Regions from separate parts of the Homo sapiens genome. Here region 2 is linked to region 1. Evidence: read pairs that join two places in POLR2A ChIA-PET (ENCODE). Cell type or tissue: MCF 10A. All regions are shown on one strand. Each heading gives the region's core, and the rest is flanking DNA. Links, peaks and the distances in the headings are about the cores only.

Region 1 (5,872 bases), core at 480-2,979:
GGGCAGGGCCAATGTACTGGTGGGGGGTGTGCAGTGGGGGTGCCCACCCCATCCCCTGGGAGCCGTGGGCAGAGGTCACTGTCCAGGTCCGAACCTGACCCCAGCATGTGGCTGACTGCACGGGCCCAGGGCGGCAGTCCCAATATCTTGGAGGCAGAAGGGGGCCACGGTTCTTCTACAGATGGGGAACCTGAGGCAGGGTAGGGGGCGAGTTGGGACACAGAACCAGGTCTAAAGCCTGCAGGCTGGGGACAGCAAGCTACGACCCGAATCCTGCCTGCTGCCTCCTTCCGCGTGGTCTGCAAGCTAAGAACAGCTTCCACAGTTTTAATCAGTTGAAAAAAAATCACAAGAATAATTTGTGAGATGTGAAAATTATATGAAATTCAAATGAGGAGTCCATAAATAAGGTTTTCTTGGCACATGGCCAGGCGATCCGGCAGGCGTTGTCTGTGGCTGTTCTCGTGCTTGGATGGCTGTGCTGAGTACCTGGAACGGAGCCTGCGCCGCGGCGGGGCCTAAATGCCGTCTGGCCTTTTCCAGAGAAAGCGTGCCCGCCCTGCCCTGCTCTGGCTGGGCGTCTGCGGGTGCTCAGCACTTTCCAGCGGAGCCTCTAGGGCGAGGAAAGCCTCCCTCAGGCCTTCTCCTGGCTAGAAGCCCTGGGCGCTGGGGACTGCCCCCACCCCAATCATGATGGTGCTAAGTACAGAGCTAAAGCCTTGTCTGCTGGGGCACCAGGTCCTGTTCGGGTGCTGCCTGTATTCATCCCCCTCATTCTCCAGCCATGCATAAGGTGGGGCCGGTTATTGTCCCTATTTTATTTCTGTGCCTGGGAAATCAAGGCACAGAGAGGTGGAGAGCTAGCAAGGGGCAGGGCATGGAACCGTTCCACGGACTGGCGGTCCTGGCAGCACTGGGCACCAGGCTTGGCCTTAGGCACTGAGGTTAGAAAGTAAAGATGCCAGTGTCCTGCTCTTTCAGGGAGAGGCAGACCAGCCACCAGCACGCAGAGGCGGGAGGAGCCAGGGGTCAGGTGAGCGCTGCGGTTCTGCGTTCTGTGCATGGATGTAAGCACGTTAGATCCCACAGCTCAGGTCATCGTTGTTATTCTCAGCATTGTACAGAGGAAGAGCCTACGCACAGAGAGGTTCAGAAACCTGCCCAAGGTCACACAGCTAATAAGGAGCTGAGCTGGGACTGAACCCAGGCAGTGTTGCTCCATTGTGGCACTTTCTTAGCCAAGTAAGAGCATTCAGGATCACAAGAAGAAAACGGCACAAGATGGGGTGCCTGGGGGGCTCTGACTTGGAAGCAGTCTTTGGGCTGACGATGAGTGATAAGGAGGAGGCAGATCTGAGTGACGAGGCATATGCTGGACCCTGGCCAGTTGACAGGCCTCCAGGGACCCAGGCTGGCAGAGAAGGTGTCCTAAGTTGCCCTCCTGGGAGTCCCCTGAGCCAGGATCTTGTTCATGATGCCCTTAGTTACCTTGGCACATGGTGTTCCCAGCCTGGAATGCTTTTCCCTGTGGCTGGGTAGCCCCTGCTCCTTTCTTTCTCAGGCTCCCTGAGCTGCTTCCCCAGAAGCAGGACAGCTCATATCCCTGCTGGCACAGGTCCTGGTGACACACACCACCCTTGGCCCGCCCAGGACTTTTGCAATACAACCACGCAGCCGTTTCTGTGGTGAACTGATGATTGTCTGTGGCTTCCACCAGGGGAGGGTTCTACCCTACTGCCCATTCACACCGGCAGCTGGGGGCTTAGCAAGCATCTCGAATGAATGAATGGATGAATGGATGGATGGATGGATGGATGGATGGACGCATGAACCTGCTGCCAATTCCCCTCTGCCCAGCTTCCCACTAGATGCAGCTGAATGGGGCTGTGTGTATTTGAGGCAACAGGGGAAGAGAGAGGCAAGACCGCATGGCATGGGATGGAGCACTTGCAACCCCTGCTCCCCAACTGGGCAGGACCCTTGGGTCTGGTCACTGCAGCCCCTGCAGCCCCAGCACTGCAGAGAGTGCCTGCCCACTCCTCCCTCCTGCAGGCCAGGTGGGTACCCCGTCCAGGCATGCCAGGTCCTCTGCTCACTCCTCAGTGCTACTGTGCATCAGTGACAGTGCCATAAGGAGGCACCTGAGAGATGAGAAGTGCTGCTCAGAACTGTGAACTTCAGGCTGACCAGAACTTTGCAACCTATGAAAATTCCTTAAAAATATAATTTAGAACCACCTACGGAATGGGAGGAAGTAGTCGCAAATCATGTATCGGATAAGGACCTAGTATCCAAAATGCATAAAGAACTCTTGCAGCTCAGCAACAAAAAGGCAAACAACCCATTCCAAAAATGGACAAATAACTGGAATAGACATTTCTCCAAACAGGACATACAAATGGCTAATGGGTGCACGAAGATGTTCAATGTTATCCGTCATTAGAGATGCAAACTGAAGCCGCAGTGAGATGCTACTTCATACCCGCTAGGATAGCTATAAAAATAACACAAAAAAGAACAAATCACGCCTGTAATCCCAGCACTTTGGGAGGCCGAGGCGGGTGGATCATGAGGTCAGGAGATCAAGGCCATCCTGGCTAACACGGTGAAACCCGTCTCTACTAAAAATACAAAAAAATTGGCCGGGCGTGGTGGCGGGCGCCTGTAGTCCCAGCTACTCGGGAGGCTGAGGCAGGGGCATGGTGTGAACCCGGGAGGCGGAGCTTGCAGTGAGCCGAGATCGCGCCACTGCACTCCAGCCTGGGTGACAGAGCGAGACTCCGTCTCAAAAAAAAAAAAAAAAAAATACAAAAAATTGGCCGGCCGTGGTGGCGGGCACCTGTAGTCCCAGCTCCTCGGGAGGCTGAGGCAGGAGAATGGCGTGAACTTGGGAGGCGGAGCTTGCAGTGAGCTGAGATTGTGCCACTGCACTCCAGCCTGGGTGACAGAGGGAGACTCCATTTCAAAGAAAAAGGAAAAAAGAAAACAACAAATCAGAAAATAGCAAGCGTTGGTGAGGATGTGAGGAACTGGAGCCCTTGTGCACTGTGGGTGGCCATGTAAGATGGTGCAGCCGCTGGGAAAGGAGTTTGGCAGTTCCTCCAAAAGTTAAACAGACAATTTTGAGAGTTCTATATTATCCTGGAATTACCATGTGACCTAGCAATTCCAATTACTCTAGGTTTATACCTGAGAGAACTGAAAACTGATAGTCAAATACACGTGCACACATGTTCACGGAAGCATTTTTCATGACAGCTATATGGTGAAAACAGCCCAAATATCCACCAGCAGCCCTCCCGGAGCAGCACAGTCTAGGATTGGGAGCTGTTTCCCCCGAACAGGCTGGAATGGCAGGCTCAGCTGGACGCCCTGCTGTCCTTTTCCCCAGCCGTTTCCTGCTGTCCCCAGAGCCAGGCTCTGGCTCATGGATCCTCCTATACCCAGGCTCTTACCGGTGGCACCTTCGTGGCAGAGCTTGGGGTCGGGGGCCCTTCATCCCTGGGCAGCGACGGGCCGTTGGGCTCCATGTCCTTCCCTGCAAGAGAGCAGTGGGAGTGAGGACCCAGGCATGGTGGCGTGGCCAGGCTTCTCAGGCCGCTGCCTGGTGTGAGGCAGGCGAAGCGTGGGTGCGGATGACCTGGGAGGGGCAGGAAGTCAGCCGGAGGTGGTGGCAGGAACAGGACACTGCCTGAGAGGTGTAATAAACGCCAGCAAGCGTCACTGTGGGAGGAGTGTGCCAGGAGAACTGGCAGGGCCTCCAGGACCTACAGGGAGGAAGCTGGGACAGGAGCTGGTAGGAACCGGCATCCTGGGCCTGCTGTAGTGTGCAATTGGGGGTCTGTGAAGGCCAGAGTCCCCAGTTTTCAGAAAAAGAATGTGACATCCAGTCTCAAAGACACATGGCAGGTTTGGGGCCCCTGGACTGTGCATCCCCCTGGCTGGATGCTGCCGGCCCCTGCGTGCTGGGCTCTTGCTGGGAGGTGGTCAGCCCTGTCTGCCATCCCACCCTGGCAGGCTGGGTAAGGAGGGAGAGGCAAAGGAGGGAGACCTGAGGTGTCTGCGTTTGCTCCTTTGGGAAATGGCCTCCCCTCCCCCGGCTCTGTTTGCTTTGGTGCCAGTTTCCCAAGGTACGATTTCTGGACAGGAGGAAGGAGGGGATGGCTGCAGGGGAAGCCTGAGGTCTGCCCAGCAGGGCCGCTCCCGCTGCTTCCTGTGGCTGGTGGGCGAGGGTTGACTGCCCCGGTCCCTGACACTGAGACTCGGAGGGGCTGGGGGCTGGAGTGAACCCCATCCTGCCAAGGCCACAGGCGACAGGCCAGCAACAGGCTGGGTGCGTGGACAGACGCCACAGACCAGCTGGAAGGCCTGGGGTCTATAGCCGTCCTTCCCTGACAGCCCTGGGCAGGGACTGGATGGGGACGAAGAACGGAAAAGCCAGGACGGTGGCCTGAGGAAGTGGTTCTGTCCAAAGGTCCTGGACCGTGGCCACTCACAGTCACAGAACATCGCTGACCCTGGCCGGCAGTGGCTGCTCCCCCACCTGGGAGCCTCTGCTTCCCCATCTGCAGAGTGCTACGCCCCTGACCCGGAGTGCTGGGGGGAGGCTAGCAGGAGCGCTCTTCCCTCTGGCACTTTCTCATATAGTTCTAGGGGCTTGGCCTGTGGCCGCCAGCAAACTACTTTCCATGTGGATGCTGCCTCCTGGCCGGGAGGACTCAAAGGCTGGGGCCCTTGGACCACTCAAAGGGATAGGGTGCAGGTGCCCTGGGCAGGGGGAAGTCAGCACTGGTCCTTCTCCTCACAGCCTGTCCACACCCACCCCACTCCCTTGGCCTGGGACCTACCGCCTCCATTCCTCGGAAAAGGCCCTTCCCAGCACGTCTTCTGCACCGCCTGGGCCAGTTGCTAGTTGGTCCGAGTCCCTCTGAAACTGACCAGCAGCTGGGACCCAGCCCTTCCCCTCCCCACCCCTGACTCTGCAAGTGCTTCTAAGCCTCCGGCCAGGGTGAACGTGACAGCAGAGAATAAAAGGTGTAGGATTTACCTTGCCGGGTGTCGAGTGCCCCTGCCTGCCATAGCACCTTCAGCAAGGCCACCTCTACGCTGGGACTCCGTTTTTCCATCTATTGGATGGGACTTTGGCTGCGACCACACGCCCCTCGAGCCTGGGTGGTGGATCCGCCCAATGCTCTCCCACTCCCCCCAGGGCAGATGAGATGACCATGGCCAGGCAGGGCTGGGGCTCCCACTTCCTCAGCCCCAAAGCAGGCAGTGGGAGGAGAGGGGGCAGAGCTGGGGAGAGGTCCCCCAGGCAGGTGCCTGCCCCTACCTCCTACTCTCAGGGGAACAGGGGAGGAAGGGCTGGGTTTTCTGGGGGACAGCAGTCACAGCTCAGCCTTGGCTGGGGCAGGGGTTGTGCATAGTTAGGTGCCAGGGAGGGGCCTGGAGAGTGGCAGCATTGGCGGGCAGAGGTTCTGAGTCTGTGTGCTGGGTGCTTTATCTACAATTGCACGAAGGCAGGCCTGGTTCCAGCTGTCCCCTCTCAGAGCCCAGGACCCATGTATAGCTGGGAGTAGGTACTAATATTGTCCCATTTTATAGATCAGTCAACTGAGGCCTAGAGAGGTCAAGTAGCTGGCCTGGGGTTACCCTGCCAGGACTGGGGCTCAGGCCACCTGTCCCTGGAGCCTGCACTCCATAACTCCCAAAGCCTGGGCTGACTTTGGGATGACTGCACTCCATAACTCCCAAAGCCTGGGCTGTGGGAACCCCCTCCTCAACCAGATGGGCTTCACCTGGCCCCGCAGGTCAAGCCAAGAAGCCGTATTACCTGGCACTCTACCAAGCTACAAACCGTTTGATCATGAAA
Region 2 (5,872 bases), core at 1,243-3,742, 100 kb before region 1:
GCGCCAGTGCCCCTGTCCAAGCCCCACACCTTCTAGGCCACTCGCTCACCTTTCCCCAAGGGCACGGCCAGGACGGTTCTCCGGGCTTAGAGGCCTTCCATAAGGCAAAGTCGTTGGGAGAGCGCTTCTCACTCAGGCGGTCTGCAGAGATGCTCAGGTCACCTGCAAACACGAGGGACGCCAGGCAAGGTCACTCAGCAGCACCCACAGACCCACATGTCTCACTTCAAGGCCATCCACGGTGCCTAATGGGCAGTCCTTCTGACTAACTTCTGTTTATTAACTTGGCTCAAGCATTTCTTCAAGTTAACTATGTATTACCAGATTCTGGTGTTGACCCAGTGTCTAGATTTACAAAACGGTACATAATCCCCAAAGTCACCAGCTTATATACCTGGCTGACTTGAGGCCACATCTGGGGTCTCCGTAAGACATTCACCTTCCTGCTGCCTTCTCACAGCATTAGCCCACCAGTGTCTAGGACAAGTGATAAGAACCCTGGGCTAAAGCTAGGAGGTGACATAGTGGTGCAGCCACTGGGGCATGGCTCAGGGATCCTGCCTGGTTCATGCGGGTGGGGTCAATATGTCAAGGGCCCGCACAACTATCTGCTTATGGGTCCCGGGGGATACAAGGATGCAGCTAAGCTGCTGTGTACTACTGCAGGGAACCTGGTGGCAGTGCAGTGGTGAAGGGGACATTTGCTGTTCCTGTGTATTTATAAGGGGAAAATAGGTGAAGGAAACTAAAGAATAGTCCAGGAAGGCCATAAGAAAAGGGGAGTACTGCTCTTGGCACAAGTTCTATTTCCTGGACAAAGCCAATGATCACCTGGCCAACAAAAACAAGACTGTCTATGCCTTGCCAGAGGGATGAGAAATAACCCCTTGGTGAATTCCATGCATTGACTCGGTGACACTCAGCCACCTGACACTCAGGGTACAAGGCGGTCTGAGTCCCCAGAAAAGGAATGCACCATCACTGCAGATTTCTCTCAACAATACATGCAGGACCAATGGAAAAGATTAGCTGCTGTGAATAAAGAAACCTGTGAGCCAGTCCAAAGGTCACGCAGAGAATCACCCTTTGTTCGATGAATGGGCAGAGCAGAGGTCTTCACTCTAGGCATAAGGTTACCAGGACCCACGCCAGGTCTTGCCCGGCTGCTGCAGCCTTTCCTGGTCCCTGGTCTAAGGGCTGCCTTAGGTGCTGTCACCCCCTTGTGGAGGAAGAACAGACTCCATCTAGGGTTCTAACTCAGGTGACCCTGAAGAAGCTGCAGTGAGATCTTTCCAGGTGACAAATCCACTTTTCAGGAGCCTAATCAGGCAACAGACCTAAGCTGCCCTGAGAAACAGAGTCCAGAGGAAAAGCACCGCTAAATATATTTTTCTAAACACCAAGTTCATGATTATAAAATATGTACTAAATGTAGAATATTTGAAAGATAAAAAAAGAAAACTAGGAAAAAAATTGCCATTATCTTTTAACCTAGGAATTACTACTGTTACCATTTTGGTATACTGATTCCCAGATTAAAAAACAAACACACAAAAACACAAAAAACCTCTGCAAGCAAAATCCAGATCTATCCACCAACACGGAAGGCCGCTGTCCTGGCTTCCTTCTACCTCCGCACTGTTCTGCCACTGACAATTCCGCAAAAGCACAATGTGATATGGCCCATGACATTCGCTTTTAGATGCTCTTTGATAGAAAATATACATTCACGTTTTCAACTTTTCATTATTATGAACTTACTCATGAAAGTTTATATCTGATTTTTTAAAAATACGCTTTGAAAAAATTGATAACAGAGAACACAGGACCCTCCCCACAAACACCCTATCCTTCAGCAAACATCACACTGCAACTGCCCTCATAGGGTTAATGAGAATTCCAAGGCAGGCTATAGGCAGAATGATGAGGCCGGTCACTGGCCAGGTGCAGTGCACGTCCATCCGCTTCCCTGCAGCTCTAACTGAGAGTCACATAGCACGCTGACCACCTGCTCCACCACTGTTCCTAGCGATAGAATCTCTAACCCTGGACCTTTTTACCAAGAACTGCTTAAGGTATTTTTTGGATCCTGAATTCCAGCAGGACAGCTGTTGCCAACTGGTCTGAAGACCTGCACCAAGGAACTGACTCGTCGCAGAAATGTGGTTTACCTCCCTGTCCCATGACTTCGCCCCTCACTTCCCCAGCAACCGGCAATCCCCATCACCTGTCCAGAGCAATTAAAAACCCCTCCCCAAATCTCAGGGAGGCGGATCTGAGGTTTCCTCCCATCTCCATTTGTCCACCATACAATTACTACGCTTCTTCTACGGCAACCCCTGGTATCCCGGTATACTGACTCGCTGTGCATTGGGCAACAGACCTATTATGGTTACAACACAATGTCTTTCAAGTTTTCCTTCTTGGTTTCATTTCCTGTCTCTCTCCCCAGAGGCAGAGTGAGTGTTTCTAGCTTTGACCCTACAAGCATGTTCATACCAGCACAACAGGGTCCTGTTCTCTCCCACTGGGGGAGCTTCCTCCCTGCACTAGGCCTTCCTGCCACGTGCCTTCCCGAGTGGTCTGCATGGCCCATCTGCCTCTGGTGGGTCATCTTACTTGGCGGAGTGAGGAGCTGTCATCATCTAGGACCACTTGGGCCCCAGCATCACCCCTCCCCTTTTCCTCTACCATTAGAGTCCCCATGGCGAGGAGCACATGACTGCACAGAGCTAAGGCTACACTCCTTATGACTCCCCATGGTGGGGGGAGGTTGCGGGGGTGGTCATGTGCCCACGTCTGATCACTGACTGTGGAGGGGTGGAAATCCATGTCCCTCTTTGGTCCTGCATATTGGCTGTTAGATTCTACTCCTGTTTCCTGGAACTTAAACCAATGCTGAAGTCATTCTGGAAGAAAATGGGCCCAAGAATAAATGGTATTTAAGAAAAAGACCCTAGATGGGGCCAGATAGCAAAATTCATCATAAAGTGGTGAGTCAGTGTGCTCTAGCTGCCTCCAGAACATTCCTTCACCACGTGACCTGAGGGCACTGCTCCACTTACCACTCCCACCTTTCCCATGTGCTGCCAGTTCCCTCCCGGCATCTAAGTGTCAAATGCAGTGCGAGTTGTTCACGGCTTCCTCTAAGGACTTTAAGAAATGCTCTACTATATCCATAGTTACATTCCATTTTTGTCTTGTTATTCAAACATACATACATACATACATACATTCAAACACACACACAGGATCTTGCTGTCAGCCAGGCTGGAGTGCAACGGTGTAATCACAGCTCACTACAGCCTCGACCTCCCTGGCTCAAGCAACCCTCTTACCTCAGCCTTCTGAGTAACTGGGACTACAGGTGCATGCTACCACACTCAGCTAATTTTTAAAATTTTTGTAGAGATGCGGTCTCACTACATTGCCCACGATGGTCTTGAATTCCTGGCCTCAAGCGATCCTCCTGCCTCGGCCTCCCAAAGTGCTGAATTATAGGCATGAGCTATAATTCAGCCCTAATATGTTTTTCAATCTTCTACTTTTATTAATCAAACTTGCTAAGGGTTCTTCTATATTATTTTTTGAGAAGAATCAGCTTTTGGCTTTTACAATTGTTTCTGTTTCTTTAATCTCTGATTTTACTTTATTTCCTCCTATTTCTTTCTACTTCTTCTTGTTCCTTTCCCAGCTTTTTGACTGACTGCTTAGCTCACTTATTTCCTTTTTTTTTGTTTGAGATGGACTCTTGCTCTGTCACCCAGGTTGGAGTGCAGTGGCACGCTCTCAGCTCACTGCAACCTCCGCCTCCAGGGTTCAAGCGATTCTTCTGCCTCAGCCTCCCGAGTAGCTGGGACTACAGGCATGCGCCACCACACCCGGCTAATTTTTGTATTTTTAGTAGAGATGGGGTTTCACCACATTGGCCAGGCTGGTCTCGAACTCCTGACCTCGTGATCCGCCTGCCTTGGCCTCCCAAAGTGCTGGGATTACAGGCGTGAGCCACTGCACCCGGCACCTCACTTATTTTCCATCTTTGTTTTTTAATAACTACATTTAAAAACATCAGTTTCCTCTAATTGGTGCTTTAGGGGCATTCTCCAGATTTGGTGTGTGGCACCTTTGCTGCTGTTCTGCTTAAACACCCCTGATTTCCCACTGTGGTTTTCTTTCCTAGGAGTTATCCAGGAGCATGATTTCAACCCCCCAGACAAGTTTGTACATTTTAGACGTCCGTCCTGTCAGTGTTGGTATCTTTTTTATTTTAAAAAAAAAATTTTTTTAATGTCTTTGAGACAGAGTCTTGCTCTGTTGCCCAGGCTGGAGTGCAATGGCACAATCAGGGCTCACTGCAGCCTTGACTTCTTGGGCTGAAGTGATCCTCCTGCATCAGCCTCTTAAGTAGCTGGGACTATAGGCACGTGCCACCACACCCAGCTCATTTTTAAATTTTTTGTAGAAAGGGGGTCTCCCTATGTTGCCCAGGTTGGTCTGGAACTCCTGGGCTCAAGCGATCCTCCTGCCTCGGCCTCCCAAAGTGCTGGGATTACAGGTGTGGGTCGCCATGTCTGGCCAAGTGTTGTTATCTAATACAATCGCTCCATGGTGACAGAATGAGGGCTCCTTGACAGAATGAGGGTTCCTTGAAAACGGTTCTTTGAGATTTGTGGAAATCTTTCTGTGGCCTGGCATATGTTTCTGTGTTCTTGGAAGGAAAGGATGTTCTTTAATTCCTGAGTGCAAAGTTCCCAGCTCTCAAACCAAGCCTGTTAACTGTATTTCAAACCTTTCATATCCGTATTAATTCTTGGCCTACTTGATCTGTCAACTCCTGGGAAGTGCATGAAACGTGGGCATGTCCACTCTGGTTCTAGGGTAGTGAAGCCTTCTGGTCCAGAGGCCCAGGCTGCATCCTCTCAGAGCTGAGGCGCTTCATCATCACAAACCCGCCCCTCTACTCCCACAAACCCGGAGCCTGAAATGCCATGGGTCTGATATTTATGTGTCAACCTGGCTATCTCTATCTTTCTTCAGTCTGTGTTGTCTGGTTTTATTTTATTATATATTTTTTTGAGACAGAGTCTCATTCTGTCACCCAGGCTGGAGTGCAGTGGCACAATCTTGGCTCACTATAACCTCTGCCTCCTGGGTTCAAGTGATTCTCATGCCTCAGCCTCCTGAGTAGCTGGGATTACAGGCAAGCACCACCACACCTGGCTAATTTGTGTATTTTTAGTAGAGATGGGGTTTCGCCATGTTGGCCAGGCTGGTCTCGAACTCCCAACCTCAGGTGATCCACCCACCTCGGCCTCCAAAAGTGCTGGGATTATAGGCGTGAGCCACCGCACCTTTATTTTAGGTTCTGATATTTCTTTAGAATAGAGCCTAAAATTAGATAAAAGTATGAACATTTTTATGGCCAAATTGTCTTCCAGAAACACTAGGACAGGCGGGGTGGGGGTGCAGAACGTGCCCTGGCACATTGCGGGAATCCCCACTCTGCAGGGAGGCTTCCAACCTTGCCTCTTGTGGATGTGTCCCCAGATTCACTTAAGGGATAAACATGAAGAAAACACCAACGAAAGGGTTCCCAATATAATTCTGCCTGGTCTAGAAAAAGTCTGATATCTGTGTTTGAAGCATTTGGATCCAGATGGGCGCACAGGCTGTTGTCAAATATGCATCACTCGGCACACATCCCAGCACCCCACAATCCCCCTAAACCTCACATGCTCAGCCAGCAAACACCAGCCCTGTGAATCCAGGCCCCAGGGGCCACTATGTTTCTCAAGACAGCACTGCGTTTACTGTCTTTTGTTTCTTAAAAAATAACACACCATAAAAAAATGACATCTTGTCTTTTACAGCA

Evidence for each region. Peaks named below come from ENCODE experiments on the same cell type or tissue, not always from the same donor. Only the 100,000 strongest peaks of a DNase experiment are listed, where the experiment ranks them.
Region 2: POLR2A ChIA-PET joins it to region 1 with 7 read pairs; 3 of 35 experiments call an interaction of 5 or more read pairs at or near these places.

Annotation. Positions count from the first base shown.
Region 1 is chr11:3,123,018-3,128,889 of GRCh38, forward strand. It overlaps OSBPL5 (oxysterol binding protein like 5), which reads right to left. Exons shown (of 22, transcript NM_020896.4): 3 at 3,456-3,538. Among named protein-coding and RNA genes, the nearest start is that of OSBPL5, 39 kb to the right of the region's middle. RefSeq lists a silencer at 1,422-1,716. In MCF 10A, for the core only: no CTCF peak of the experiment used is centred there; DNase peaks (open chromatin) are centred at 554 and 1,554.
Region 2 is chr11:3,020,171-3,026,042 of GRCh38, forward strand. CARS1 (cysteinyl-tRNA synthetase 1) reads right to left here. Exons shown (of 23, transcript NM_001014437.3): 11 at 50-162. Among named protein-coding and RNA genes, the nearest start is that of CARS1-AS1, 6.3 kb to the right of the region's middle. In MCF 10A, for the core only: no CTCF peak of the experiment used is centred there; a DNase peak (open chromatin) is centred at 2,401.